5 separate regions of the Homo sapiens genome follow, and regions 2, 3, 4 and 5 are each linked to region 1. A link is a contact called in ENCODE Hi-C or POLR2A ChIA-PET data. All regions are on one chromosome and are shown on one strand. Each heading gives the region's core, a stretch centred on a gene start or an enhancer-like site at or near the end of the contact. The rest is flanking DNA. Distances are from core to core; before and after follow the strand shown. Region 1 holds the start of TULP3 (TUB like protein 3). Region 2 holds the start of NDUFA9 (NADH:ubiquinone oxidoreductase subunit A9). Region 3 holds the start of FERRY3 (FERRY endosomal RAB5 effector complex subunit 3). Region 4 holds the start of TIGAR (TP53 induced glycolysis regulatory phosphatase). Region 5 holds the start of CCND2 (cyclin D2).

The links. A loop is a pair of places that touch in the nucleus more often than their neighbours do. ChIA-PET counts read pairs that join two places held with the same protein, here RNA polymerase II (POLR2A). Pooled maps may share reads with other maps.
Region 2: a loop to region 1 is called in a map of naive thymus-derived CD4-positive, alpha-beta T cell, with 14 times the contacts of the local background. The contact joins the promoter of NDUFA9 here to the promoter of TULP3 in region 1. A Hi-C loop is called at or near these places in 1 of 168 maps with a recorded cell type or tissue (naive thymus-derived CD4-positive, alpha-beta T cell) and 8 of 50 pooled maps. POLR2A ChIA-PET finds 5 or more read pairs at or near these places in 2 of 52 experiments (activated naive CD4-positive, alpha-beta T cell and activated naive CD8-positive, alpha-beta T cell).
Region 3: a loop to region 1 is called in a map of naive thymus-derived CD4-positive, alpha-beta T cell, with 8 times the contacts of the local background. The contact joins the promoter of FERRY3 here to the promoter of TULP3 in region 1. A Hi-C loop is called at or near these places in 1 of 168 maps with a recorded cell type or tissue (naive thymus-derived CD4-positive, alpha-beta T cell), 1 of 37 single-sample maps with no recorded cell type and 10 of 50 pooled maps.
Region 4: a loop to region 1 is called in a map of B cell, with 16 times the contacts of the local background. The contact joins the promoter of TIGAR here to the promoter of TULP3 in region 1. A Hi-C loop is called at or near these places in 1 of 168 maps with a recorded cell type or tissue (B cell) and 6 of 50 pooled maps. POLR2A ChIA-PET finds 5 or more read pairs at or near these places in 1 of 52 experiments (activated T-cell).
Region 5: a map of ascending aorta shows a loop between it and region 1 (4-fold over the local background). The contact joins the promoter of CCND2 here to the promoter of TULP3 in region 1. A Hi-C loop is called at or near these places in 1 of 168 maps with a recorded cell type or tissue (ascending aorta) and 7 of 50 pooled maps. POLR2A ChIA-PET finds 5 or more read pairs at or near these places in 1 of 52 experiments (activated B cell).

Annotation. Positions count from the first base shown.
Region 1 is chr12:2,888,439-2,893,315 of GRCh38, reverse strand. It overlaps TULP3 (TUB like protein 3), which reads right to left and starts at 2,425. Exons shown (of 11, transcript NM_003324.5): 1 at 2,328-2,425. The coding sequence starts at 2,368. RHNO1 (RAD9-HUS1-RAD1 interacting nuclear orphan 1) reads right to left here. Exons shown (of 3, transcript NM_001252499.3): 3 at 3,792-4,877. The coding sequence ends at 4,857. RefSeq lists a silencer at 2,530-2,579 and an enhancer at 2,850-3,029.
Region 2 is chr12:4,647,864-4,652,740 of GRCh38, reverse strand. NDUFA9 (NADH:ubiquinone oxidoreductase subunit A9) reads right to left here and starts at 3,627. Exons shown (of 11, transcript NM_005002.5): 1 at 3,566-3,627. The coding sequence starts at 3,614. AKAP3 (A-kinase anchoring protein 3) reads left to right here and starts at 3,690. Exons shown (of 6, transcript NM_001278309.2): 1 at 3,690-3,996. RefSeq lists enhancers at 3,202-3,857, 3,726-3,935, 4,216-4,265.
Region 3 is chr12:4,535,649-4,540,525 of GRCh38, reverse strand. FERRY3 (FERRY endosomal RAB5 effector complex subunit 3) reads left to right here and starts at 2,057. Exons shown (of 14, transcript NM_020374.4): 1 at 2,057-2,117; 2 at 4,307-4,509. The coding sequence starts at 4,332. RAD51AP1 (RAD51 associated protein 1) reads right to left here and starts at 1,636. Exons shown (of 9, transcript NM_006479.5): 1 at 1,570-1,636. The coding sequence starts at 1,586. RefSeq lists enhancers at 1,204-1,812, 1,813-2,422 and a silencer at 2,028-2,077.
Region 4 is chr12:4,319,191-4,324,067 of GRCh38, reverse strand. TIGAR (TP53 induced glycolysis regulatory phosphatase) reads right to left here and starts at 2,855. Exons shown (of 6, transcript NM_020375.3): 1 at 2,765-2,855. The coding sequence starts at 2,796. RefSeq lists a silencer at 2,765-3,144 and an enhancer at 2,610-3,263.
Region 5 is chr12:4,271,272-4,276,148 of GRCh38, reverse strand. CCND2 (cyclin D2) reads right to left here and starts at 2,387. Exons shown (of 5, transcript NM_001759.4): 1 at 1,914-2,387; 2 at 1-144. The coding sequence starts at 2,108. CCND2-AS1 (CCND2 antisense RNA 1) reads left to right here. Exons shown (of 2, transcript NR_125790.1): 1 at 1-90. RefSeq lists silencers at 2,457-2,546, 3,077-3,196, 3,977-4,096, 4,081-4,272.

The sequences.
Region 1 (4,877 bases), core at 1,176-3,675:
ACAACCTGAAGCCCAAAAAGAGAAAAAAGCAAGAGACTCCCTCTTAGTAACAAATGAGTTAAACACTGATAGAAGTTGCACTAACATTACAGAGGGCAGGAGAAACATTTGGTGACTCACACATTCCCCTTTGATGTCAATTTTACAATTTAGGGCCAAGTGCAGTGGCTCAGGCCTGTAATCCCAGAAGTTTTGGAGGCTGAGGCAGGCAGATCACTTGAGCTCACTTCGACACCAGCCTGAGCAACATGACGAAACCCCACCTCTACAAAAAATACAAGAAATTAGCCAGGTGGTGCCACGCACCTGTGGTCCCAGCTACTAGGGATGCTGAGGTGGGAGGATCGCTTAACCTGGGGAAGAGGTTGAAATTAGTTGAGATCGCCCACCACATCCTAGCCTGGGCGACAGAGTGAGACCCTGTCTCAAAAAAAAAAAAAAATTAAAATTAAAAGAAAAGAAAATAAAATTTAAAGAGCTAGTTTCTTTCGGAAGAACAAGGAGGGGGCCAGGCGCAGTGGCTCACGCCTGTAATCCCAGCACTTTGGGAGGCCGAGGTGGGCAGATCACCAGGTCAAGAAATCGAGACCATCTTGGCCAACATGGTGAAGCCCCGTCTCTACTAAAAATACAAAAATTAGCTGGGCGTGGTGGCGCGTGCCTATAGTCCCAGCTACTCAGGAGGCTGAGGCAGGAGAATCACTTGAACCCGGGAAGCGGAGGCTGCAGTTAGCCGAGATCGCACCACTGCACTACCGCCTGGCGACAGAGAGAGACTCCGTCTCAGAAAAAAAAAAGGAAGGAAAAGCCTCTTGGTCCCAATTTCAAAGTCAATCCCGCATCCCGTTTTTTTTTCCCCAAAAAATCTGAGTCATATCAAACATCTGGTACTCATGAAATTTACTACTTTAAATTCATGGAATTAAAACTGAGCGCCCACAACTGAACAAATATTTTCGGAATTCAACCAGAGATGCTGAATACTAACTTTATCTCCTCTACCACTTACACCTGTAAATGTAGTTTTCTTCCTCGACTTGGGAAAAAAAAAAGCACAGTGAACAAATTTCAGAGTGCAGCTATCACCTCAATAGAACTTGACGAAAAAGGAAAATACATGTTCTTTACCCCCAACAACTTTGTGACAATTTTTAAAAATGGTTTAAAATTGTTTAAATATCTACTAGTGGAAATATCAAACTAAATACTTACACGTCAAATCATTTTTTTTTTAAGGTGACAGGATGTCACTGCGTTGCCCAGGCTAGCGAGCTCAGTGGCCCAACACAGGAGTTTGGAACTCCTGGGCTCAAGGAATCCTCCCTCCTCAGTCTCTCGAGTCGCTGGAACTACAGGCGCGCACCACCGTGTCCGGCCAAATTTTAATTGATTGACTGATTGATTTTATTTTATTTTATTTTTTTCTAGAGATGGGGGTCTCGCTATCTTGTCCAGGCTGGTCTCGAACTCCTGAGACCAAGCGATCCTCCTGCCTTGGCCTCCCAAAGTGCTGGGGATAATAGACGTGTTCCAAGGCGCCTGGCCCCAAATCTTTGTCTTGGTAATGGAATAAAAAGCGGGGTATACAGTTGGCGTGTAGGGCTTAAATCCTCAGATGACGCCAAAGTTTCTAACCAATGATTTCAAACGGCTTCCCATTAACTTCTCATTAACCTAGCGAACAAGAAAGTGACACGCTGAGATTTTGGATCCTTTTTTTTCCGAGGCTCTCCCTCTGGCAGAGAAAGAGGCGCACAAACAAGGGGTGTGGCCCACTGGCAAATCAGTCAGACCATCCCGAATCAGGGACAAACACTGGAAAGCAGAGAGGAAAAAGAAGTTTCGCGTTTCCGCTCCTCGGACTCTGCTCCAGAATTCAGCTTTACCCGTCCGAAGCAGCGGCGTCAGAACAAGCTACTAAACATCACCCGCACCGCCTCCCGGGAGGGGCTGGGTCCCCTCTCGGCTGTGACACCGCCGGGCAGTGGGAGCTGAGCGGGGCCAGCGCCTCTCCCCCGAGGGAAACCCGAGGCCCAGAGGGGCCGAGGGAGCCCGTCACGAAAACTCCAGAAGTTCCTAAGCAGGGACCTGAACCAAAGGTCTCTGCCCACGGCGCGGGATGTAGTGCCGCCGCTCCACTTGAGAAAGGGGTCCCCACACGGGAGTAGGGCGAGGGGGTCGCCTCCCGCCGCCGAAACCAGTCCCTCCCTGAGTCGCCAAGTCCCGAGTCCCGCCCTCTCCCCGCAGGGCTCCCGGAGAGGACCTCCGCCTTCTCGCTTCGCCCCTCCGCCTCGCTCAGGAGGAGACCTGCCACGGCCCTGTCTGACCTGTCGCCGCTGGGACTGAGCCGGCAGCGCGAAGCCTCCATGCCCGCCACCGAGGAAGCCCCCACCACGTACACACTCTTCCCCGCCGTCGCTAGAGTGGCTAGGCTGGCACGCCGCCGCGTCCCGCCTCCTGGCAACCGCGTTCCACACTGTCGCCGCCGCCGATTGGTCCGTGTTCTCGTGGCTCCTGTCTCATTGGCTATTGCCGGGGCCCAACGATGCGGGAGGGTTGCTAAGGGGCGGGAGGCGAGCGGGAGTTAAACGCGCCTGCGCGGGGGTGGGGTGACGCGAGCTAAGGCTTGGTCCTCTGGAGCGCCTCGCGGGGCCGGTACTGAGCGGGAAGACTTTGTTTTTGCCTGGGCCTCGCCCGCCGCGCGGCCAGCAGGCGAGTCCGGTCAGAGGAGTCTCCTATACCGCACCAACCGCCACGCACGCAACGGCTCCTCGCACCCCCGCCATTTTTACCGAGCCCACCCAGAGCGCTTCCCGAGGTCTGCCCTGTGAGGATGTACAGACCTCTGCCGCTTCCCATTCTGGCCCCTGCCCTGATACCAGCGGCCTTCGTGGACCCCCTCTGGTACCCTCTCCACTCCATCAGTCACTCCCAGTGAAACGCATCTTCCATAGGCTGGCCTTGAACTTCAACTGCACAGAACTTAAGCTTCCCCTACTCCAGCCCAAGCTTTTAGGTCATTCCTAGACCTGCTCTACAGACTCCCCTAAAGCACACGAGGGAATCCAGAGACTTTAATTTTTTGAGACAGGGTTTCTCTCTCGCCCAGACTGCAGTGCAGTGGCCCGGTCTCAGCTCACCGCAACCTCCGCCTCCCAGGCTCAAGCGATTCTCCTGCCTCAGCCTGTGGAGTAGCTGGGATTACAGGCAGGGGCCACTACTGCCTGGCTATTTTTCGTATTTTTAGTAGAGATAGGGTTTCACCATGTTGGCCAGACTGGCCTCTTAACTCCCGACCTCAAATGATCCACCCGCCTCAGCCTCCGAAAGTGCTGGGATTACAGGCGTGGGCCCGTCCTGGAGACTCTTTCCATCTACCTTTCTACCTCCTGTGGGCCTTCCTCAAACATCCATAGCCCACCGTGAGAGCCCCTGTCTAAATGTGTACTCTTGTCTCCAATAAATCCCGTCCCCAAATGTCAGTCCCTTTCTCCCTACCGACATGCACATTATAGTCCCTACAAAACATCCTGAGTCCTGACAAGTCACTGCACAAATGGCTTTATGGCGTTCTAAGGTCAAAGTTGTTTCCACATTGGTTTTGAACCTACAAGTTAGTACTTTAGGAGGCACACGCTGAGAGTGGACCGTTACACTGCCTGGGTCAGCGTGCACTCACTGTGTGACCTGTGCATGGTTCATTCTCTGCATCAAACTCCCATCTGTAAAATATACAGTAATCCCTGCTTGATCTAGTTGGGGCTGGACCTGACACAGTAGGTCCAGCTGAATGAATGCTAAATGAATGGGTTTAATGAGATGCTACTTGTCTGAGTAAAAGGCCGAGACATTCGGTTGACTGGGGAAGTCCTTCTGCATTAATTACAATAAGTAATACTCATTGAAAACTTTCCTTATTTACACACAGTTGAACAGTTATTCTAAGAAACCATTTTCCCACCCTATTTAATATTGACAGATTTCTTCAGTTAGAAACAAAAACTCAAAACACACGCAATCCTAAAGAACTCATCTATGTCCCCCTTATCTCCCCTCATCTTATGTAGTCCCTAAAACAGGGCTTGCTGCCCTTTCTTCTTCTTGCCTTTTCAGCAGATGAGTCAAGGTTGCAGAGGTGGCAGTCAACCATAGAGTCACAGAGTTTGATTTTTTTCCATCCATCAGGTCGTAGAAGCTGCCACTGAGCCTGACAAGAGTTGGTACTCAAAAATGCAGAATGAATTAGTTTGAATGAGGTGATTAAGGATTAATGAGTAGTGGTTAAGGAAACAAAGACCATTAGTGGATGGGGTAATATTGCTGTATTACTGATGGAAGCAGGATTCTCTAAAAAAACTTTCTGCAGCCATTTACTTACATACATTTTAAAGAGTTACTACAAGATATTTTAAAAATTTAAACAGTTAATACAAGAAAAATATGAAGTGAATAGTTCATGACACTAAACTGAACTGTTCATGACACAAAGTATCTTAGAAAACAAATCTCGGCTGGGCCAGCACTTTGTGAGGTCAAGGCCAGCAGATGACTTGAGGTCAGGATTTTGAGACCAGCCTGGCCAACATGGAGAAACCACATCTCTACTAAAAATACAAAAAAATTAGCCAGGCATGGTGGCTGGTGCCTGTAATCCCAGCTACTGGGGAGGCTGAGGCAGGAGAATCGCTTGAACCCAGGAAGTGGTGGTTGCAGTAAGGTGAGATCATACCACTGCACTCCAGCCTGGGCAACAGAGCAATATTACATCTCAAAAACAAAAACAAAAACCCTAGGAATTGAATTCCTTTATGACTCCAGAAAACATATCTCTTTTCTATTGAGATTACTGATGGCAGTCAGCTTTTCACAAGGAATTG
Region 2 (4,877 bases), core at 2,378-4,877, 1.8 Mb before region 1:
GGTATTATCTTTTTTAATGCTATCTTTATCACCACTTTATGGATAAGGTTAGTGACTAGCCCAAAGCACTAGTAAAGGAGATTAAAAAGCAGTCCCATGAGGTAGGAGAAAAACTCAGAAGGAAACAGAATCTAAAAACCCAAAATAAGAAACTGTTTCAAGGAGAGAATGGTTAACTTTACCAAATGCTGAAAGTGAAGTAGGAAGAGGACAGAGGACCACAGAAGCTGGAGGATGTGGCTGTAGGTGGCATAAATAAGAGCAATTTTATTGGATTAGTGGGACTGAAAGCCAGACTGGAGCAAACAAGAGAGGCTGTGAGGCAAGGAAGTAGATGAGGAGTATACACAATCCTTCTGAAAAAGGAGAAATGGAACTAGAGAAAACAAGGACAGGAATAGGTTTGTTTGTTTGTTTTAAATATGAGTTAACATTTATGTGCTGATGGAAATGACATGATTTCCATGGTAGAGGTAGAAAATTACTGATTCAGGAAAGGGAATGAATAGTTGAGAGAGGATAAGATTGAATGCAAAGTGAAGGAACTGGCCACAGATTGGAACAGAAGGAGCTCACCCACTGTAACAAGAGAAAAGGCAAAGAATTATCACATATCAACTATTAGAGTTTATGGTGGGAAAATGACTGTTCTCATCTGATTCCTTTGATTTCTCTGTAAAGCTGAGAATGAGACAAAAGCACATGTTAGAGGTTTTAGGAAACTCGCTATGTTAAGTAATGATTATGGAGACAAGGAAACCAAATTTCCTAGAAAAATGTAGCACTGAAAATCTACTTGAGATTTGTATTCATGAATTTAAAATAAGGCCAGTTAGTCTGAAGTTTTCCCTAGCCCCGTTCTCCATTGCTCAGTGGCAGGCAGCAAATTACGTGGAAAGTTTTGTTTAATCAGGGTCAATGTTTTTTACGACAATGGGAGTTGGGCTGGGGAGTTGAGGATGCATAAAAGGGAATGATAAGAGTGAAGAGTAAGGAAATGAGGACATAGGATAAGACAGGCAAAAGATGGCAGAGTCAATGAACTGGGAAGAATTACTTGAGTTGAGGAATTAATACCTCAAAGGACTGTTAAGAGGATTAAACATACATAAACCACGTAGCACATTACCTAGAGCACATTAAGCATTCTATGAATAATAGTTGCTTTTATTACTTTGAAATTTCTCAGAAGGTAATGTCACACTAACCTCACATGGCTATTGTTTTTTTTTAATAATTATGGGCCAAGAATTATTCTAGAAACTGTGACTATCACAGTAAAATACAAAACCCTGGCTTCATGAAGCTCACAGTTTAAAGGGTTAATGAGAATAACATATGGGCAAGCATCTGTCACAGTGCCTTGCAAATACTAGGTGCTCAATAAATATAAATTATTACTCTCTTTGGTTCCAGCCTCTCCACTTTCTTCCATTTATTATGAGTACTATTAGAAGAATGATATTCTTTATTAATTATATATTCATTATATTTCTCTGCTTAAAAACCTACATTAGTTTCCTACTGCAATACCCAAACCAATAGTCCAGACATATTTGCTTGCACACTGCATTAATTTTTTTAAGTATTTATTTAAAAAATTATATGCACGTTCTATGTAGTACCAATATGATATACACATTATAAATCATACATTACTTAGAATAGTGTGTGGCATACAGTTTAAACTACATAAGTGTTAGCTATTATTACTATAGAAAGCAATTTTTAGGAGTTCTAATTTATATTTCCACAACTTATTAGGTCCTCTTGCACAACTCCCTTTGGAGACTACCGATCTAAACTCTGCTTGGCTTTCAAAGGTCTCCATTGTCTGATCCCATCTAACACATTCAACCTCCTTTTCCACTATCCCAGATATTCAGGTAGTCATTTCACTGCCTCTTGAATACCTCATGACTCCATTCTCACCCACTTGTCTTTGCCAGAGGACTTTCCAGATCATAACAGCCCTAAAGAGACCAGTGGGAGCACTACAATTCTCCACTGGTCTTCCAATCATCCCTCAGTACCTCAAATGATACTAATCTTTCCCTTTTATGATTTCCTGTGATACTTAATAGTCTTGCCACACTTAACTATATATAGTTGTCTTACACAGTTCTGTCCTATAGTGTGTGGATTATGTTACATACTAGACTTGCCTCTACAGAATTTACTCAAAAACTTACTTTACCAGACAATAACGCAGAGTGGTTAAGAACACAAGCTATGGTGTCAGTCAGAGGAAAGTAAGTTAAAAGAGGAAAATTAATAAAAATACCTAGAACTGGAGATTGCAGATAGCAGGTACTCAATAAATAGTGATTACCATTCACAATCTACATTACGTCATACAATTGTAATAGTTTAACAAGAACCAGCAAATGTCTTTGCAAAGACATTGTGACTACAAAACCATCCACTATAAGTGATGTGCACCACCACCTTCCCAGTGGTATGCAGGAGTTCTACCCAAGATGGAAAACAAAAAAAAAAGGATCCTCTAAACACTCCTAATTCTTGCCTCAGGCTGAACATCAAGCCTATCTGTGGTGCTTTTAAAAATTTAAGGTGCAAGGAGCTAATCTCACAAATTCTGACTCAATAGCTCTACACTCAGTCCTCATTTCTAATTTTTATAAAGCTTTACGAGTGATTCTGACATGAGCCAATTTTGAAAGCAAATGATATTCTGTAACGACTAAAATACACTAAGAAAAATACAACTTTGGGGGTTTGATTGGAATATGTTTGTGGAAGAGTAGAGGGTGAAAGGACAATGATGAAGTGTAACCGTATTTCTAATTTCCTTGCTTTTTAGTGAGTGGAAGGACAAATGTATGTTTTCAGTTTGAGGAGTGGGAGCAGATCCAATCAGAACAGAAGAGAAACTAAATAATGCTAACAAATTCTAACATAGCCTTCATTCTTCACTTTCCTTTCCACCAAGCTCCTGATTCTTCTCTCCTCAAACATCACTCTCTCCCCCAGACCCCAACGCACTTTGCCGAACACATTCTACATCCGTAGAGACGCTTTTGGGTAAAAGGATGCTTTTACAAATATTAGCTCATTTAATCTTATCAGAGACTCCCTGGTATTGTAATATTATCATTTCCATTGTGCTCATATGAATTGAGACCCATTAAGGGTTTGCACAAGGTCATAAAATCAATCTAAGAAAACCTCTCGCCACTAGCCTTTTTTCCCTCCCTTACACATTTCTCCCCCCGCCCCATACAAATATTTCTCATAACCCTAAACCCTTACAACCATATCAGAATTCTGATTCTCTCGATCCCTAACGTGTCCCCCGCATTCTCCTCTTCGCTTACAGCTGCTTAAGATCTTTTGTCCCCTCCCAAGGTGGTGCACAATTGAATATGTGAGCCGGGGAAGCGGAAAGCGAAAGGAGAAACCAGACTGAGGCAGCTCCAAACCTAGAGAAACCAGAGTGTGCCTAGGAAGTTGGCGTGACCGCTGCAGCACGGTGCCACTTCCAAAACCTTAAATCCCCGTCTCGGAATCCCGACCAGGGGCCGCCGTTCCCGGTAACACTTACGTGACATTGACAGGACCCGGACAACCCGGGATTGTGCGGCAGCCGCCATCTTTTCCCACAATCCCCCACGACAGCACTCCCGGCTGACTACGGCTGCTAAGCTGGGTCAAAACTTACCTTTCTCGCCTGTCTGCGCAAGCGCTAACCAAGAAACGACGGTTTCGGGTAGATTGTTGGTTAAGAAGAAAGCTGGGAAAGTGAAGGAGAGGGGGAAGAAAGGAAGTGAAAAGACTTTGGCTGTTGGAATCTCAGATCTGGAATAGGCTGTATAGGCTATTTATAATCTCTAATTGCCGAGGAACCTGAAGTTCAGAGTTAACCAGTGACTGACTCAGGACATGCAAAATGGCAAGACCCGAGGTAGAAGAGCTCACCTTTCCTGACTCTCAGTTTCCTGTTCCCTGAAAATGTAAGCTAAGCTGGCAGCCCTGGTGAGTCCGGAGGAAGAAGGAGGCGTAGCCCTCCGCGCTCAGGAGATCCAGGGCCCAGGAGAGAGAAAAGGGGGGACAAGAACGAGGGGAAAAGTGGAGAAGAGAAACCAAAATAGGGTGTGTCCCAAGTAAATAAATGTGCGTCGAGCCCGCCAAGCACATTCTCTCATAGGGACCCTTGCGCCTGCTGTTCGCGTTTCCTGGAATGCACACTCAGGTGTCTGCACCAGCTCAAGTCTCTGCTCAAAAGTGACCTCTTCGGATAAAACTTCTCTGACCATCCTATCCAAGGTGGTAATTATTCCACCAATTTTTGGTTTAAGTTTATATACCAAAGCACTTATCACCAACTAGCATATGAATCTAGGAGTTCTTAACCAGAAGTGTGATTCATGAGTGGGCTTCGGGAAATCTGTGAACTTCCTGAAATATTATGCAAATTTAGTGGCCATGTGTGCCATCTGAACATCTGTCTAAGGAGAAACTGCAGATGGCTCTCTCTAGCGCAATGGCTTGTAATTTTTTCTTTAACTGTGGTCACCTTTGAGAATCTGCATTGTTCTACAAAGAGCCATCTAGAAACTGAGGAAATTCCAGGTTAGACTAAGCGCTTGGATTTTAAAATACTTTATTCTGGTCAACCTCTCCAGATTGCTGGGTAGGAGATGGCAACCAGTGATCCTGTGAAACATACCTTAGGCTTATCAGAAAACCACCTAGTTTGGGGAGGGCGGGTTCTTTCTAGACTTGGTAATCCTTCCAGTGCTTTGTTTTTTCAGGAAAAGTATGTGTTTCTGGGATAGACAAAAAGGCCTGTGATGAGTAGGGATGTAGAAGTTGCTTATTACTAGGCTTGAAATCTTGGCTGTTTCCACTCTATC
Region 3 (4,877 bases), core at 808-3,307, 1.6 Mb before region 1:
CAAAGACTAGTAGTACAATTTAGTGCCACTGCCTTAATTGTTCTGAGGTGCCAGCAGTTTTATCGGGGTCACTGCAGTGCAAATGACAAAGCAGCGAAAAAGGCAAATCATATCTTAGTATTGTTATGAAAGGAGTTTTGACCTCATAGACCTCTAGAGAAGTTTCCAGGGACCCACAGAGGTCTGTAGACCATACTTTAACAACTGCTGTTCCTTACAAAGGGATTATGACTCCACTGCCTGGATGCTTAAAACCCATTTCAAATTCAGCATGTTCGAAACAGAAATCTTGATCCCTCACACCTCCTAACCTTCCTTTTCCTAGTCTTCCCTATCTTAATACAAAGATCATCCATCCTGTAGCTCAGACCAAAACTATTGTGGAGTCATCTCTGATTCTTTCTTTCCCTTACCTGTACATCTACTTCATCAGCAAGTTCTGTCCACAGTGCCTCCGAAATACATCCCAAATTCATCTGTTCCATTCCATGCCCACTAATAATACCCTATCCCAAACCGCTCTCCAATGATATAATACCTGATTTTCCTGCTCCCGTTCTGGTCACCCTATCCATCATTTATTCTCCACCAACAGCCAGTGACCTTTATAAAAGCAAACTTAGATTCCTCTCCCCTACTTAAAACCCTCCACTGACTTCCCATTGACTTAAAATAAAACCTAAACTCCTTTCTAAGACTTACAAGACCCTATCTGTTCTGGCACCTGCCTATTTCTCTGGCCTAATCCCCCTACGATTCTCCCCACTGCTTGTTAATCCTATAGCATTAGACTGTCCCTAAAATATGGTCAAGTATGGGGCCTTGGCTCCTATTCCCTCTACCCTGATTCATGACTCAGTGCATGCATTATCGCCTCAGAGTCACATATTAACTACTATATTTAAAGTAGTGCTTTCCTCTTTCGCACTCTCATATTTCGAGGCTTATTTTCGGCCCCCTAACCTCACCTCCCACTGGAATGTAACCTCCAGCACCTCGTACACTAAAGAAGTGAATATATTCAATAACTTTATTAAATGAATGGCTAACTATAGGCTTCCATGGCACTCAACTGTGTAAATAGAAGAATCGTTTCTAATACCACGATGGAAAGCACAGAGGATCTTGAGTGAGATGACTTAGGTTTGAGTATTGCCCTGCCACTTACTGGGCTGTATGACTCAGATAACTTACCCTCTATACGTAGAAATGTTAAATCAATACAACAGGAATGCTTACTCTTTCTATATCAAATAACTACAGTGATAAACAAATAAAATAACACATAATTGGGCGCTCGGTGAAATGTAAAGCGCTGTTCAAACGCTAACAAGGTCTTGGTAAAAGAAACGGCGACGGTTGTGAAGGGAGGCAAAGAGAAGGAAAAAGCTACGATGCTAGGATACTTCTGAGCAACGGGTGGCTCTCACTGGAGACTGGGTTCTTGATAACCGTCCATCCTAACCCCACCATCGCTGCCCTCCGGTCTTACTCGATCCTTTCCCCTTAGTCTCATGTCTTTTCCCTTAGTTTTCCTCCCACCCCCGACGAATGTCAGGAACTACCCACCTCACAGGCCGCACCATGGTCCCTTTCAAGGCTTGGTATTTACAGTTCTCAAATTCTTGTTGGCTTCAGCGGCGGTTTCAATTCCCGCCCAAAACCAGACTTCGGAGCCCTCCGCCCCCTGTTACCAGTCGTCCAATCATCACCAGCCATGCTTGCGGCGGCGCACGCGCTGTGGGGAAAGCGAATTTGCTCCCGCCCTCCCCAAGGCACCGCTTTTCCGTATCCGGTCCACCAGAGCCGAGTTTGTGCTTTGTCCCTGCACTTTCGTCACAACGGCGGATTTGCCCTGTCTCTGAAATACAGAATAACAATAGAAATACACCTTATTGCACCTTTCAAATTGTTAAATTGAAACAGGTTGGGACATAGGGGCACTTGGACTGAGAAATTTTCTACAAGATGCCAGGAAATAGAAAAGGATGTGGCGAATCTACGTTCGCGGATCCGCGGTGTGGAAAAAGTATGTCGGCAAGTCAGCTGGTTTCCCAGTGCAGGACGCGCTGACAGCTCGAGTGAGCGGACTGCCCAGGACTTCGGAACTAGACGAGGTGAGCCCAGAACCGAGTGAGGATGCCCTTTCAGACTGACAACCGTTACAGAGGGATTAGTCCCCTCACCCGGCTGAAGTTTCTCAGCTCGACCGTCTGTCTTCCTTTTCCCTGATTAATGTGAGCCTCAGAGCCTCCGCTCTGTTGGCTGTGTGTGTTCGGTCCAGACCTTCCATCCCATTTTCTTATGGGAAACCTTCCTGGATTTCACGGTTGCTAAAACTGAACCCAGGCTTCAGGATAGACCATTAGTCTAAAAAAAGAGCGAGAGGAGAAAGAACTAAAGTTATCAGTTTCTTGAAACACAAGTCTAAATGTTGAACCAGAGCTTTTGTGTCTGCCTTCTCTTTTTTTTTTCAACATTCCTGATTCATTCATATTTTTGCATTTATCAGTGGTTGATTCTTTTTTATTGCTGTGTAGTATTTATCTCATAAAATAAACAAGTTTACTATTCTCCTACTAATACGCATTTTGGTTGTTTCCAGTTTGGGGTATTATAAATAAAACTTATATGAGCATTCTTCTGGGTGTACTTTAGCGAACATATGCGTGTGTGTGTATTTGGATATATACTTAGGAATGAAATTTCTACATCATAGAATATACCTTTATGTAGTTTTGGTAGTTTTCTAACATTATAAAAATTTGTATTGCTTTACGTTTAATTTTAATTCTTTCTGAGTAAAACAAATACCCTATCTCTTTGCATTATGGTGAAATAGACGAAGATTTTTGTGTATAGCCTACATACAGATTTGAAAATATAGTCTGGATAATTCAACTTAGCCCCGCCCCACGACATGTACAAAAGTCCTTTGAGTTTTTTTTATATTTCAGGTGATATCTTTTTAAATAACCGTATGAATAATTTTTTGTTCTTTATTTTTCCAGTGAGCACCATAAAATAAAAACGCCATACAATCCAACAATTATTTATTAGTTCTTGCCATTCGCAACATCCTGCCTAATACATGGAATACAAGACAGTATTCCTTCCACTTCAAGAAGACTGTTTTCTAGCCAAGAGTAAGAAATAGAGCGTGATAAGTGCCATGATTCAAATAAGTCTAGGCTAATATGAGAGCCTGTCGGGACCCAATCCAGTTTTAGGGAGTTGGATAAGTCTTCCTAGAGGCTTAACTGAGACCTGAAGAATTAGCAATTGTTATCCAATGAAATTAAGATCAGTAAGAGTGCTCTAGGCAAAGGAAAAGGCATTCAAAAAGATTCGGCATGGAAGGAGAAGTTTGGTGTTGACAGAAGTTCAGAATGGCTGGAAAATAAAATTTGTGAATTTGTGTATTAGGAAGGAGAGGTGCAGTTTCTGAGAGAAGAGTGGAAATATAAGCAGGGGTGTTGTAAACTGGGATAAAGAGTTTGCATTTTATCCTGAGAGCAATGGAATGTCATAGAAAGTTTTTAAGCGGATGAACAACATGATCAGATAAGTATATTCCTTTTTTAAAAAGGAAGATTACTATAACTTCAGTGTAGAAAATAATGTAAGAACTGATTTGATGGGAGAAAGCCTAGCCATAGGAAGTCCAGTTACAAGGCTGATGAATAAATAAATCTTTAATTGATGTTGATTCTTACTGCCTTTAACTAGATTTTCTTCTTCCTTAGTAGTGTCTAGTTTGCCTTTGGGGTGTGGGCCGGAAGTGGAGGTCCTGTACTCTCTCTTTTCTGTGTATCTTCTTCCCACATGGAAATCTTTCTAACACTTTCTTACTCCCCTTCCCCCAGTCGGATCTCATGACCACAACCTCTAAGTTCTCCAGGATCACTCCTTGGTCCCTGATCTGCTTCTTTGACTTTCTTTTTACCAACGGTTTCTTAAGCTTTGTATTTCCCCACCCATGAACTCTCCCTAAGAATTCTCTCTGCTCTTCTCTCCATGGTCCTTCCCTATTATTGAGAACCCTGCCTTGGAATATAAAGTACTTTATGGCCATAATTTTTTTTCTTAAATCAAGTTTAAAACAAAGTGTCTTTTTTTTTTTTTTTAAAGAAGCACTTTGTTTTCATCATGAAGATGGAAGTACAGGGATAAACACTTGGGAAAAACTAGAATAATTGGCTCATAGACAAAATCTCTTGAATGGTGGAATGTTTTCTTAGAAATGGGACAGCAATAATGAAACATAATTTCTTTATGGACTTATAACCTACTGCTTTTTTGTTAGTTCTGTAGAAATCCTGTCAAAGAATATGAAGAAAAACAGAGAAAGATTCTGCAATAGAGAGAGAGAATTTGTATATAAATTTAAAGTAGGAAGTCAGTGCTTAGAACTGAGAGTGCCACTCAAATTTCCTGTTCAAGAGAATGCCAGTCATTTGCATGGACGTCTGATGCTGCTGCACAGTTTACCGTGCTTTATAGAAAAAGGTGAGGACTGTTTTTTTTTTTAAGTAACACCACTTTATTAGTTTCAATAGTCTGTCATTGGAAGTTTCATATTAGAAAGCATAAACCTAAGAAGCTTTGGAAACAGCCATAACATAGGAACTGATTCCAAGAATAAAAACATTTCTCCAGAGCTTTCTTTTATTGAGTGTTTTTTCCTATAAGTGGTAGTTGTTTATAAAATATAAAAATTAGATTTTATAATGAAAAATTAGCTACAAAGTTTGGAATTAGAGGAGCTCTTCTGAATTTAGTTGGGTGAAGTTATAAGGCAGTTTAGCTATCGCTAATTGTGCTAATAGAATTATAGTGCTAAATTGGTTGCCCTTTTAATAATCTGGTCATTAATT
Region 4 (4,877 bases), core at 1,606-4,105, 1.4 Mb before region 1:
TAAACCACATACAGGAACAGCACAAGATTCCTAACAGGTTCTGTTGAACTTAAATTGCTTTAAAGATTTTTTTGCATTATCTGAAGAGGTAAGTCCAATAAAATTATCTAACTCTTCAAAAAGTCATTACATTTAACTATGGTGATAATGAGTCAAATTTAAAAATCACTTCTTTTCCTGAAAGAATCACCAGGTTTTGGTTTTGAGAACTCTGAAGGCAAGAAGCAGGAGGATCCAGACCGGAAAGCATTGAACCAGCCCTCTCACTCCATCTTCCTACACATAAAACAGAACAAAATAAACTATTGTCATAACTCCACACAATTATATTAAGAGACTAAAAAGTAGCCTCAAAAATGGCTGGTGATGTTCAAGTAATCTACAAATACCGGGTTTTAACAAATTAAGTAGGAAACAAAAGACGGTGAGTGGTAAAGTTGCTTTGGTTAAACTCCTACTTCCTCAACTTGCCATGTGACTTTAAGCAAGTTACAAGGCGTCTCTGTCTCAGCTGCCTCATGTGAAAAATGAGGATATCAGTCCTTAACTCACTAAACTGTCAGATTTTAATTACAACAGTGCCTGGCAAATAATCATTTATTAAGACTTATTTTTTAAATGATTCCTATGAGGGCCTCCGGAATCAAACCCTTTTTAAGCAGCAGAAAGGGAATAAAATCCATATTTATATGACTATTGTCTATTAGGAATCTAAATAGGAATCATCTTACTTTTTAGGGGTTGCCTTACCCCAAATATTCTACAACTTCTGAGTTTTCTTTTTTTTCTTTTTGAGACAGGGTCCCACTGTGTCGCTTAGGCTGGGGTGCAGTGGCCCAATCACAGCTCACTACAGCCCTCACTTCCCAGGCTCACATGATCCAAGTGATCTTCCTGCCTCAGCCTCCCTATTAGCTAGGTTCACAGGCATGCACCACCACAGCCAGCTTTTTTTTTTTTTTTTTGTAGAGAGGAGGTTTCACCATGTTGCCCAGGCTGGTCTTGAACTCCTGTGCTCAAGGGATCCACCCACTTCCGCCCCCCAACGTGCTAGGATTACAGGGGTGAACCACCTTGATGGTCTGAGTTTCAATTATAAATATGACACTGGGCTGGCTGGGTCAGGCGTCTAGAAAGTGCACTAACATTGGAAGAAAGGGTGATCAGGCCTCTAGTTCCTGTTCTGCTACCGATTAGCTGTGTGACCTTTAGTAAGTTAAGAATTCTCCCAAGGCATTCTATACAACCGAGAGGGGTGGGAGAAGAGATAGTGAGGAACTAGATTTCTAAGGTAGCCATTAAAATCCTGCTAATCCTAAACAGACAATTTTAGAGGATTCTTAAGATTATCTTTCTTATAAAGGAAGGACAGGCCAGAAAAGATAGCTGTTAAAGTCAATTGACAAAGTTAAATCATATTAATGTCCTTTGTGAGCTCCATGAATGCAGAAATGGTATGTTATTTATCTGTATGATCCAGTCTACTGGCACACATTACCTACTCAAAATGCTGGTGTGCTGAACTATACGTTCGTATTTGGGAATCAACTGCACTTTTATTGGAGCTTTCTTTATAGAAGTTATTTCTCAGATATATTTCTTTCCCTGTTGCATCATACACTTTACCTGTCCCCCATTTAATTCTCGCATTAAAGTAGTGAGATACGCACTATCATTTGCATATCAGGAAACTTAAGTCCAGGCTACCTGGCTCTTAGCTGGAGAACAGACTCCAACCGAGGTCTACCTTGCCTGAAAAATCTGTGCTCTTAGCAGGGCGCGGTGGCTCATGCCTGTAATCCCAACACTTTGCGAGGCCGAGGTAGTCGGATCACTTAAGGTCAGGAGTTCCAGACCTGCCTGACCAACATGGCGAAACCCTGTCTCTACTAAAAATACAAAAATTAGCCGGGCGTGGTGGCGCATGCCTGTAATCCCAGCTACTCGGGAGGCTGAAGCAGGAGAATCGCTTGAACCCCGGAGGCGGGAGGTTGCAGTGAGCAGAGATAGCGCCACTGCACTCCAGCCTGGGTGACAGAGCGAGGCTCCATCTCACAAAAAAAAAAAAATAAAAATAAAAATCTGTGCTCTTAACTACCCTGATTTTCACCTCCCGTTAACACTTGGCAAATACATAAAGACCTATCAGCATGCAGCTCCGTGTAACGTTATGATAATAAAAACATTTATTTGGGATGATACGGTCTGCTGAGATCAGAGCTGTGATCCTCTTTTCTCTCCCAGAACTGTAACCTCTGGGGAAAAGAAAGAAGTCTCATATATGTGCCTGGGGGGCTGACTGCCTGGGGAAACGAGGGGGAACCTCAGAAACTGAGAGGATAGCGGAAGGCAGCCGGCATCAAAAACATCAGCCATGGACGAGCAATTCTGCAAACTCTTTGCAATCTGCTGGGGAGCAAAATCGGTACCCAGACAAGTCTGTGGACATGTCTGGCACCGTTTTTGGTGCAGCCACCAAGTGCCTACGAACCCCGATCCCTTGCTCCTCCGGGCCTCACTTTATCTGAAACACGGAACGAAGCTATCTAAGACCTGCCGTCGTCCCTCGGGGCTGCTGGGGTGAGAGGAGGGGCGACACGGGACGGCCCCAGGGCAAGCGCCCCGGAAAAAGCGCTTCCAAGCCAGCCCTCCCGGGCTGGAGCGAGCAGGGAGGGGAGAGGGTGGTGGACCCGTTTTCCCTTCACCCGCTCCAACACACTCAAGGAAGAGAGAGAGAAAGACATCCTGCCACAGCCATACTCACTGCCGGACAACAGTCAGAGCGAAGCGAGCCATGTTCCCGGAGCCGCGTCCCGTCGGTGGCCCCGCGCCGCGCTGCCCCTGCACTGCGGGCTACCTCCCCCACACCACTTCCGCCAAGCAGCCGGCCGGCTCCGCCGCCATAGGCCGAGGCGGCCTCGCACGTCATCCCCGAAGGCCACTCAGGGCCGGGCGAGGCCGACGGGGCGGGGGAGACGAGGGAGCCACGGGGGCCCCGCCCAGGGCTGCGGCGCTTGCGCCCCTGCGCGCCGGCCTGTGATTGGCGCGCGGCAGGTGCGGGAGGCCCCGCCCGCGGAGTCCGCGGTAGGATTCCTTCCCTCGATAGCCGGCAGCCTGCGTTCGGGGCAGATAAGGAAGCCGGCGCACTGATTTGTGGTTGTTGCGATTGAGGCTGGAATGCAACCGTTCGTCTTATAGCTGGCCACTGTGATGAACCCCTCACGGGTGTACAGCGACCAACAGACTGTGTTCTATGAGGTCTGTTAGTCCCTAACCTTAGGGACGTAGCGTCGGCCAGGTCTGTAGACTTAGACCCACCCACCCCAACTCCGCCGGGACAGACGCCCTCCGTGACCAAACTTTAGTCGGGCTCCTTTGAGGCCTTTTCTATACTAGACGGCATCCTCGGCCTGCTGAGCCTGGTTTTACCAAAGAATCCTGCTAAGCCTGTTTATCAAGAGAGACCTCACTGTTGATGCTCTCTTCTAAGGCCCTTGATATCTAGTAAAGTTCCTCCTCCCCCTCCCCCAGATAGCTTACCACGTTCTGGTAATTTCCCATCTTCTCTTTCATCCCTTCCATCCCGCCCCCTGGCTATAAATCTCCACTGGTCCCGGTTGTATTCTAGAGTCGAATTCAGTCTCTCTCACCTATTGCAGTAGTCTTGAGTAAAGTCTTGCCGTTTTTAACAAGCCTCAGATGAATAATTTCTCTTTAATAGCCTTCAGAACGTTGAGGGAGTTGCTTCATGTTAGATATGAGTTCTAAATTTCTTTTCAAAGAATCAATATGTCAGTATGTTCAATTCTTTGCTTTTTACTTTTAAACTTAACTTCCTCCTAAAGCAACCTTCTCTTTTTTATTTATTTATTTATTTTTTTGAGATGGAGTCTGGCTCTGTCACCCAGGCTGGAGTGCAGTGGTGTGATCTCGGCTCACTGCAAGCTCCGCCTCCCGGGTTCACGCCATTCTGGCTCAGCCTCCCGAGTAGCTGGGACTACAGGCGCCTGCCACCACGCCCGGCTAATTTTTTGTATTTTTAGTAGAGACAGGGTTTCACCGTGTTAGCCAGGATGGTCTCGATCTCCTGACCTCGTGATCCGCCCGCCTCGACCTCCCAAAGTGGTGGGATTACAGGCGTGAGCCACCGCGCCCGGCCACAACCTTTTTCGATTACCTGCTGCACTCTGACTCCTTCCCATTACCTACTCCACCCTGACTCCTTCCCATTACCTACTCCACCCTGACTCCTTCCCATTACCTACGCCACCCTGACTCAGATTACCTGCTCTGTCATAACTGTTTTTCCCGCCAAACCACTCACCCCCATCACTCTCTTTAGATTAGCCAATCGGAATTAGTTTAGCCTGTGCGGTGGGGCACTACACAGCAGCAGGGGCCACGTGCGTCAGGGATAAGAACCCCTTCCCCTCCCTTGTCCAAGTGTGCGCTCACCATTGCTCCATCTGTAAGGACGCACCCTTCTATAGAAGTACCTTGCCTTGCTGAGAATTAAAAAGAAAATTTTATATTCGAGTGCTATTTCTTTTGTGGCACTGAAAGTTTATTTATAACATGAGCTTCTCTAACCCTGGGTTTTGTGACAGGTAAACTGGGATAGCAGTACCTAGCAATGTGACACAAGTAACAATAATGTTAGCTAGGTGACATTGTCTTCCATGCACTGTTACCTAAATTCTTGTATTTCATAATGCATTTATTTCCTTGAATCCCCACTTATATATGAAAAGATGTGTTTAGAGAAGAGATGAATGAGATACTTAGATTCATAGGCACACATTTCAAAACAGTCTTACATGTAATATCACATTTGGCCTTCTGAACAATTCTAAGGTAGACAGGATAGGCTACATTAT
Region 5 (4,877 bases), core at 1,138-3,637, 1.4 Mb before region 1:
TTTGAGTTTGGAGGCCAGGAACATGCAGACAGCACCCAGGAGTTGCAGATGGGACTTCGGAGTCGGGACCCCAGCCAAGAAACGGTCCAGGTAATTCATGGCCAGAGGGAAGACCTCTTCTTCGCACTTCTGTTCCTCACAGACCTATAATGGGAGTGGGAAAGGGTTGGGGGGCGGGGGTGGAGAGCATAGCATCAGCAAAAGAGAAAAAGAATAAAAAAGCGTAATCTATCGAAACAAAAAAAATTAATTTTTTTTTGTGGGAGGGGGAGGGGACCAGAATGCGTGATAAGAATAAAGAACAAAGATGAGGAAACTGGAGTGAATCAGAATAGCCCATCAGTGCTTTGGTATTCCCAGGGATCCTATAAAAGGGGGTGAACTACAGCTCCAAAACGGGGAGTCGGAGAAGTGCGCAGCAGCCGCGGCAGCTCCGCGACGCTCCCTTTGGCTACTCCTTCGCGCACTCTAACTCACTCACTCTTTTTTGGATTTCGTCATCTTTTCAAAAAATCAATAAAAATATTCTGGAGGCTCCGGGGGTCCACTTCTTGGTCTCATCCGGATCCCCAGATCCTCCTCTATCATTCCCGACAATTGGAAAAAATGTCTGGGGGGGTCCCTGCGGCCCAGGGGCCGCTTTTGGGGGGGCGGGTGAGGAGAGGTGGGGAAGAGAGGGGGAGGGAGGAGAGGAGGAAGAGCGCCGCAGCCTCGGCAGCTGGAGTCGGAGCAGGGGGGGATGGTTTCAAAAAATAATTAAAAATCGAGGAAATATCCTAGAAAAGCCCTTTTGGCGTGAAAACCCCAAAGAAGAGCCAGGCTTCCCGAAACAGAGGTTTCGGGTGCCAGAAAGGTCTGTATTCCGACCCCTGGGGCTTTGGATCCCGGGAGGAAACTTGAAGGGGTGAGCGCCGCGGCGGGAGTGTCCGGCTGCGGCCCACAAGGACAGAAACTAGGGAACGCGGTGACGAGCGAGGGGAAAGACGGGAGCAGAGAGCCCTGGAAAGAGGCACGGGGGGCTCCCACCTCTCCTTCAGGGGTGACCCGGTATCCCCCCTACACACACCCCCTCCCCCCCTTCCTACCCCACCCAAATCTCCGCACCGAGGAAGCTGGAAAACCAAACTGTAAGTAATCTTCGTGAGGTGGGGGGTGGGGGAGAGGGCACGATTAGAAGTGGGGTGGCCGGGATAATGGGGTGCGAGGGTAAGCGGGCGACGTTTCCCAGCCTTTCCAAAGGGAGTTTGCAAAGCAACATGGCGAAACCACGGCAGGTCCAGAGCTGTGCATACGTGGGCACACGGCTCGCTGGGCAAAGACTTGGAGTGAGGGGCAAGAAGCGGTTCTTTTGGGTTCCCCTGAAACACGCGTTTCTTCAATGGGACTTCCGGGGCTCCCGAATTCCCCGTTTCTCTCCTTCTCCCTCCTCCCTCCACCTCCCCGGTGAAGTGCCAGCGCGGAGTCGCGACCACAGGCGGGGACCTGAGGCCAAGACGAATTTGCTCTGGCCTTTTGGGGGGGGTTGCCTTTCTACTCGGGGTCCCGATTTCAGGCCCCGACTCTCTTCCTGGCCGCAGCGCAAGCAGCCGCGGCGGCTTCGCAAAAGACAGGTCGCGAGGGGGGTGGGAAGAAGAGGCAGCCACATGCAGGAACACGCGCGCGGGATGCTCCCCTACCCCCGCCCAGGACAGCCTCGCTTCTCCCAGATTTTCCTCCCCCCTCTGCCTCCCCAGTTTATCTGGAGAGGAACAGAAATAAAGCCACGCGTCTCGCCAGAAGGCGCGCGGTAAACTCCCGCACAGGAGCCGGGAGGCCGGCGCGGGGATTGCCCTCTCCCAGGTTTAGGGCTCCGGCCGGGGACCCGAGCATCCGGAGGGGTCCTGGCTCCTGGCGAGCGCCACCCCCCGACCTACCTCCAGCATCCAGGTGGCCACCATTCTGCGCATGTAGGGTTGGATGTCCTTCTGCACGCACTTGAAGTAGGAGCACTGCGGAAGGTAGCGCTCCTCGATGGTGAGCAGGTTCTGCAGGACGCGGTCGTCTCGGAGCAGGTTGCGGTCCCGCACGGCCCTGCGGACCGGGTCCACCTCGTGGCACAGCAGCTCCATGGCCAGCCCGGCGGCCCCTCTCCCTCCTGCTTTCCCCGGCCTGGAAAAAGGTTTTTCTGTTTTTGTTTTTTGGAAGGGGAGGGGAGAGCGTTCCCCTGACCTCCTTCCTTTGGCTAAATAGGGGGTTTTCGGGGGAGAGGTGAGGGCAGAGAGAGAAGGTGGAGCAGAAGGGAGGCGAGGATTGGGTGGTGGGCGAGCAGAGCCTCGGGGCTGCCTCACTCGCACCGGTCCTCCCCTTAAAACTGGTCTCGCTCTCCCCTGCTCGCTCTTCTCCGCTCTGAAGCGGTGACGCAAGCTGGCTGGGCAGTTAGCTCTCCTCCCTCTCCCCGCGCTCCCCGCTCTGGTTCCTCCTCCCCTTTCCTCCCCTCCCGGTCCTCCCCTCCTCCTTTCAATCTCTCCCTCCCTCCCTCCTTTTCCCCTCTCGTTATTAAGGAGAACAGCAGCTGGCCCGACCCAACTTCAAACGCGGTCCCCCGCCACCCCCCACCCCTCTCCCTCCATCCAGCCCTGCATGCCAGGGGCCCCGGACAGGGCAACCCACAAAAAACTACCGACTCCTATTTCTGCCCTCTAATTTCACTCATTCTGTAGGTGTAGCACGCCAAAATACGACCCTCCAACTTTGGCTTCTTCAAAACGGATCCTAATCCTCCTGCCCTTGTATTTAAGATCCAGGAATGTAGGGTAGATTATCTGAAGATGGGGTGACCTCAGACAATTTAGAAATAGGTCCCTTAAGTGAAAAATAAGGGAGGGGGTGATTTTAGAAAATAGCAACCTCGCATACCCAGAGATAAAGGTCATGTCCCTGAAGTCTGTGTTCCTGATAACTTCGAAGCTGTTTCGAAAGCCCCGATTAAAGGGACCAGAACAACGTCCCTTCTGCCCCCCCCTGCAGAGTGTGTGCAGAGGAAGAAGAGGGAGGGAGAGGTGGGTATTAGGAAGGAAGGGGGGTGCTTCTCTGGAGGGATAGAATGTGATCCTCGAGCAGAAACCATCGTGTTTCTGGGGGCTCTTCGGGCGCCGTGGGGCGACGCGGTGCAGCGTCTAGGGCCGCCGCAGGCCGGGGGCAGGGCTCCCAGCGGTTCCCCCGCGGCCAGCGGCCACGCAGGAAAAACCCGCTTCCTCGCCCCTGCATCTGCTGACAAGCCGCCCGAGGTGTCTGCGCTGAGCGTGGCCACACCGATGCAGCTTTCTAGGAAATGGCCCGGGAGGGGGAGGGGGCGAGTGAGGGATTAGGTCCGGCTCCCCCTCGCTCCCCCTGCGCAAACACCACCACCCCTTCCTTTCCCCGGAGGCATGAGGCCTCCACGCTCGGTCCTTCGCCCGCATCCTCGCCGACCCCTCCGGTTTCGCGCCTCACTCGCCAGGCTTTCTCCCTGGGAGCCGACTGCGGTGAAGTCGCCGCCAGCACGGTCGGCCCTGACACGTGCTCTAACGCATGCTTGAGTCAAGGCTGTCTTTACAGGAGATACGATCTGGTGGCGTTTCTTCACCTCCTTCCTCCCGTCACCCCCCACCCCCACCGCGCCCTTTGGTGTATTTCACTCCAGGAGGAAGGGGAGAGACCAGCGCCCTGATGTGCTGGCCAAGCTGGCACGTGCAGCGGGCATGGCGTGGCTCGAGCTCTCTGGGCACACCGAGGCCGACTGAGTGCCTCCCTCACCGAGAGAGGGGGCCCGGGCAGGGGCGCGGAGAGCCAGCAAGGCGGGGTGGGGCGCGGGCTGGGTGAGCCGTACACTAGGTTCCCTGCAAGGCGGAGGAGGGGAGCGAATAAACTAGAGGTGCAAGCGATTAACTCAGGCCCCGGAGCCAGCCTCTTTAAACGAGGGTGGGGCGGAAGGGGTGGTGGGGGGGAAAGGAGGGGATATCGCTTTAAAAGGGTGAGGAAGAGTTTGGGGCGCCGTCTCCCCTCCCTCTATTTGCATAGCCAATAGCTCTGGGGCTCCTGCTACTGCGCGCTGATTGTTACCGGGCAGATTACTTTTTTTTTTTTTTTTTTTTTTTTTTTTTAGTAGGACGCGTTCCCCACTACATCAAAAGGAAGCCAAGGGAGGGCGGAGGGAGAGCGGGCGCTGGGGCGGGCGAAAGCTGGGGAGAGGCCCGGCCGCCTCCGACCTTATCAATAGCAGCGGGAATGAGTATCCCATCTCCTATATGTAAAGAAAGGGGAGGGAAGGGGCGGGCGAGGAAAATGTCTAATTGCTGTGGAAGCCATTAGCTTTCAGGAAGAAAAAAAGCTCGCTGAAAAACCCAAGTTGCAAACTCAAAATGAAACAGTCCAGCGCCGCGGATGACACCCGGGCCGAATACCGTGTACACCCGCACACAGTCGGCCCCGAACAATCACCTATTGGTTTTAGTCACGTTGGGCTTCCCGACTTAAGCTTTTGAGTCACCCCGGATAAGGACATTCACTTACATTTTAAGACCCCCATAAGGGAATTACTCCAATTTCACCTAAGCCACCTTTGAGCGGATCAAAGAAAGTTGCAGCGGGGAGAGGCGAGAGAAGGAGGGAGGGCGGGAGGTATTTTTAAAGTATAAATCTAACCCGACAGGCAAGGGACAGAGGCCGCCGGGGCTCCCAGCCTCTGGACATCACTTGATATAGCTCTGCGAGCAAGGTCTCTTCCACCCCGACTCCGCACACCCCCCCTTCTCCGGGGAAAGGCATCCAGAGCTCTGGGTCTCCCGAAGTGGGGGCAGCGGGGGCGAGGAAGAAGCGGGTGGTCGTCCCGGGGCCCAGCCCACCCCGAGGAGAATGCC